Linked DNA regions of Homo sapiens: region 2 is linked to region 1. Evidence: chromatin loops called from intact Hi-C (ENCODE). Cell type or tissue: PC-3. All regions are shown on one strand.

Evidence for each region. A loop is a pair of places that touch in the nucleus more often than their neighbours do. Peaks named below come from ENCODE experiments on the same cell type or tissue, not always from the same donor. Only the 100,000 strongest peaks of a DNase experiment are listed, where the experiment ranks them.
Region 2: a loop joins it to region 1, with 9 times the contacts of the local background. A loop is called at or near these places in 35 of 110 quality-filtered maps.

What each region holds. Positions count from the first base shown.
Region 1 is chr16:10,736,192-10,738,691 of GRCh38, forward strand. No RefSeq gene overlaps it. Among named protein-coding and RNA genes, the nearest start is that of NUBP1, 6.4 kb to the right of the region's middle. RefSeq lists an enhancer at 1,517-1,566. In PC-3, a CTCF peak has its summit at 1,062 (motif pointing left); a DNase peak (open chromatin) is centred at 1,080; H3K4me3 peaks cover 565 bases; H3K27ac peaks cover 528 bases.
Region 2 is chr16:10,313,438-10,315,937 of GRCh38, forward strand. No RefSeq gene overlaps it. Among named protein-coding and RNA genes, the nearest start is that of ATF7IP2, 71 kb to the right of the region's middle. In PC-3, a CTCF peak has its summit at 1,563 (motif pointing right); no DNase peak of the experiment used is centred here.

The DNA.
Region 1 (2,500 bases):
ACCCCAAAACTGGAAACAGCCAAATGTCCATTAACAGATAAACTAGTATAATCATACAATGGAATACCACATAGCAACCAGAGGAAACGAGCTTCATACACGCAACAATGTGGATGAAACGAAAATAAATATGCTGAGTGAAAGAAGCTGAATTAAAAAGCGTGCATGCTGTATGATTACATTTATATAAAATTCTAGAAAATCCAAACTAATCTACAGTGAAAGAAAACAGGTCAGTGATTGCTAAAGAACAAGAGCGGACCACAAGGAAACCTTTGGGTACATACATATGTCAAAACTTGGCAATTGTATACTTACAATATGTGCAGTTTGTTGTATATCAGGTATACCTCAACAAAGCAGCTTAAGAAATAAACCGGCCGGGAGTGGTGGCTCACGGCTGTAATCCCAGCACTTTGGGAGGCCAAGGCGGATGGATCACCTGATGTCAGGAATTCGAGACCAGCCTGGCCAACACGGCGAAACTCCGTCTCTACTAAAAATACAAAAATTAGCCGGGCGTGGTGCCAGGCACCTGTAATCCCAGCTACTCAGGAGGCTGAGGAAGGAGAATCGCTTGAACCTGGGAGGCGGAGGTTGCAGCGAGCCGAGATTGTGCCACTGCACTCCAGCCTGGGAGACAAAGCGAAACTCTGTCTCATTAAAAAAAGAAATAAACTGATAATTACTAACACCTATATAGGGCTTGAAAGTGCCAGACACTCTAAAAAACTGTTTTACTCATTAACTTGTTTAATCTTCCCAACAATAATTCCTTGAATATTATTGTTGACATTTTTCAGAGACGGAAACTGAGACAGGGAGCCTGAATGCGAACACCTGGCATTCAAGGATCCACGTCCTTTCCAGTTTCTCTCTATATAATGCATCTGAGCCTTGTTTTTCGACTCAATTATGTGTTGAACACCTGGTGTGTATATAGCCCCTTGTTATATTTGCCGGATCCCAGGGAAGAAGCAGAAAATTTTCTACACCTAAACTTAATTTTGTTTCCATTGCCTGAGTACCTTGATCATAGGTGGGGGGAGAGCTCCACCTGCTGGTATAACTAAGGAACCGCAGGCACTTCCTGTGTTTTCTAAGGGTGCTCGCTGACCTTGTTTGAATATTTAAAGTGCCCCTGTCTGGCTGAAATTTTTAGCCGCTGTAACCAGGTTTTAGTCTTGTTTCATCCACTAATCTTTTTTTTTTTTTTGGTAAGGCAGATTCTCGCTGTGTTGCCCAGGCTGGAGGGCAGTGGTGAGATCGCCTGCCAGGCTCAAGCGATTTTCCTGCCTTGCAGCCTTCCGAGTAGCTGGAACTACAGGCGCACACCACCACATCCGGCTAATTTTTATATTTTTAGTAGATACAGGGTTTCACCATGTTTGCCAGGCCGGTCTCAAACTCATGACCTCAGGTGATCCACCCACCTCGGCCTCCCAAAGCGCTGAGATTACAGGCATGAGGCACCACGCCTGCCCAGTTTCCCCCATTTTTAACATCTTGCATTAGTGTGGTACATTTGTCACAGTTGATGAACCAATATTGACACATTATTATTAAATAAAGCCCATGGTTTATATTAGGCCTCACTCTTGGTGTCGTACGTTCTATGGGATTTGACGAATGCATAATGACATGCATCCACCATTACATAGTCACACAGAGCAGCTTCCCTGCCCTAAAAGTTCCCTGGGCTCCCGTTTACCCCTTATCCCCTCCCACCCGCTGAACTCCTAGCAACCCTGATCTTCGGACTCTATAGTTTTACTAATTTATTTTTAAAATTATTTTGAAGTCTATTTAAATCCTTGGCACTTACTTAGCTTTGTAAATTTAACTTTCATTTTTAGTCATTATTCACCATCTTCAGTCAGAGGAACTGAAATAAAAAAATTTAAATTTAAATTTAAAATCTAGTCTTTCAAAATCACAGAACTAAGTAAGTGTAAAGGAAAATTACACAAAATTTCAAATGCTAATTTTTGTTAAGTTTATGGCATTCATACTTCGGAAGTTGTTAGAATGGAAAACCGTGCTCAGACTTCTGGAACGCAGTGTGTTCAGTTCCGCAGGCCAGGAATGGCCTCCATGGGGAGATGCTGCTGAGACTTGGCCTGTCACAGAGGACTGGGCCACAGCCAGATAGGCGAGAGACAGGCAGTGGCCTTTCCTGGCAGAAGGGCCTGTGTGAGTGACAGCAATGAACTAGGGTGCCAGGCAAAGGCCAGCTGTTTAGTGAATAGACTCGATATTCTCAGTGACACTCAGGCTGGAAGGGTCAAAATGAGTCATGCAGGCTACTGAACACCATATGAAAACTGGGCCTTATCCTGTGGGCCATAGGGAGCCACTGACGGTTTATGAGCAGCAGAGTGACTTGGTCTGATTTTCATGGGGAAAGAATGTTAAGACTGAGAAACAATTCAGGGAACTGTGGGAAACATCACTGTGATCCTGGATATCTGGTTTTCCTCCACTTCCAGTCATATAAAAC
Region 2 (2,500 bases), 420 kb before region 1:
CATGTCAACAGTATGCGCTGGTATCACTTGATAAAAATGGCATTTTACCACTATCATCTTTCTTCCAAAAATCCATAACCTCAGCTAATCATGAAAAAAAAACATCAGACAAATCTCAGTAGAGGGCCGTGCTGCAAATTGCCTGACCAGTACTTCTCAGAACTGTCATCAAAAACAAATTCTGAGAAACTGTCACAGCGAAGAGGACCCTAAAGAGACATGACAACTAAATGTAATTGGTATCCTTGATGGGATCCTGGAACAGGAAATCTGTCACAAGGTAAAAACTAAGGCAGTCCGAATAAAGTATGGGCTTTAGTTAATGCATCAATATTAGATCGTTGATTGTAACAAATGCACCACACTAATGTAAGCTAACAGGGGAAACTGAGTCAGGATGTATGAGGACACTGTACTACCTTCACAATTTTTGTAAAATGTAAAACTATTCTTTTTTTTTTTTTTTGAGATGGAGTTTTACTCTTGTTGCCTGGGCTAGAGTACAGTGGCGCAATCTCAGCTCACTGCAACCTCCACCTCCCGGGTTCAAATGATTCTCCTGCCTCAGCCTCCCAAGTAGCTAGGATTACAGGGAGCTACCACCATGCCTGGCTAATTTTTGTACTTTTAGTAGAGACAGGGTTTCACCATGTTGGCCAGGCTGGTCTCAAACTCCTGCCGTCAGGTGATCCACCTGCCTTGGCCTCCCAAAGTGTTGAGATTACAGGTGTGAACCACTGTGCCCAGCTAAAACTATTCTTAAAAAATTTAGTTTGTTTAAAAAAAAAAAAAAAAAGGAAAAAGTGACCATTTTTTAATCTCTCAAAAATATACCATTAACCTAAACCCTTAAAATATTTACATTCAGGCTGGACACAGTGCCTCACACCTGTAATCCCCGCACTTTGGGAGGCTAAAGAGGGAGGATCATTTGAGCCCAGGAGCCTAGGCAACATGGCAAAACCCCACCTCTACAAAAAATACGAAAATGAGCCAGGGGTAATGGCATGTCTGTAGTCCCAGTTACTCAGGAGGCTGAGATGGGAGGATCACTTGAGCCCAGGAGGTTGAGGCTGCAGTAAGCTGATTATGCCACTGCACTCCAGCCTGGGCAACAGAGCAAGATCCTGTCTCAAAATAAAATAAAATAAAATAAAATATTTGCATTCAAAAGGAGCTTCAGAATAGACCATATGAATAAAATATAGCAAGAGCTGCAGATAAATAGATTTCTCTAGAGAATATGAAAATAATACCCGGTACCTATTCAATGATACGAGGAACATGCAGAGGGGAGGGGAATTATTCCAATCAGTCTCCTGCTGCAGAAACCATAAACATAAAAATAGAAGTAGGCTATGAATCTCCCCTCAAGAATGGGAAGGTGATCAATAGCTTCCATCTAGCATCCATGCCCCACTGAGATGACATTCTTTCCAGAGGGGGAAAAATGAGCTGCCAATGAGAAATTGTTGAGATGACTAAGAAAGACACCATCTCAGGAACTTCCAAATTGAGTTTGACTGTTAGTCAATGTGTTGAGTAGTTGTTATATATCATTCCTTCTCCAGAAGATGGAGCTTTAGTCTAAAATAATGATGTAAGACAAGCCGGCAAGCTGGGCCCAGAATAATAGAATTCAAAGAAAATGCATAAATCGTGGTTACTATCAAGAGGGTTTGAAAAGCATTTTAAATCTCCTTGGAGACGGGTTCATTTGACCCGATTCTCTTACTCATTATGAGAATCCATTGCTTCAACTGTTTTCATCCAGGCAAAAAAGAAAATTTCAGTGGGAGTCATAAAAATGATTATGTATCATCTTATTTTTATTTGGTATTTCTCTTCCCAAAAGTCTAAAGGCTCACTATTATCTTGTAGTGCAGTTCATATGTTGATGGAAGTGACATTATTTATTTGTTTATTTATTTATTTTGAGATGGAGTTTCGCTCTTGTTGCCCAGGCTGGAGTGCAATGGTGTGATCTCAGCTCACCGCAACCTCCGCCTCCCAGGTTCAAGTGATTCTCCTGCCTCAGCCTCCTGAGTAGCTGGGATTACAGGCATGCACCACCATGCCTGGCTAATTTTGTATTTTTAGTATAGACGGGGTTTCACCATGTTGGTCAGGCTGGTCTTGAACTCCCAACCTCAGATGACCCACCCACCTCGGCCTCCCAAAGTGCTGAGATTACAGGCGTGAGCCACCGCACCCGGCCAAGGTGACATTTAAGTTCACTGTGGCAGTGAATTTATTATGCAGATAGGAGTTGCATGAATTTTCTCCAAAATATTCAGATATAAAATTCATTTTTGTCTAAAACAAATCAATCTGACTTAGCCCCCATGTCAGCCATAATTTTTCTCACATCTCGCCTCCATATGTAAAACTCTAGAGAGGAACTGATTAGCGTGAAAGGAAAATAAATCTTGGGACCCCAAAATCACTAAGCCAAAGGGAAAGTCAAGCTGAGAACTGCATAGGGCAAACCTGCCTCCCA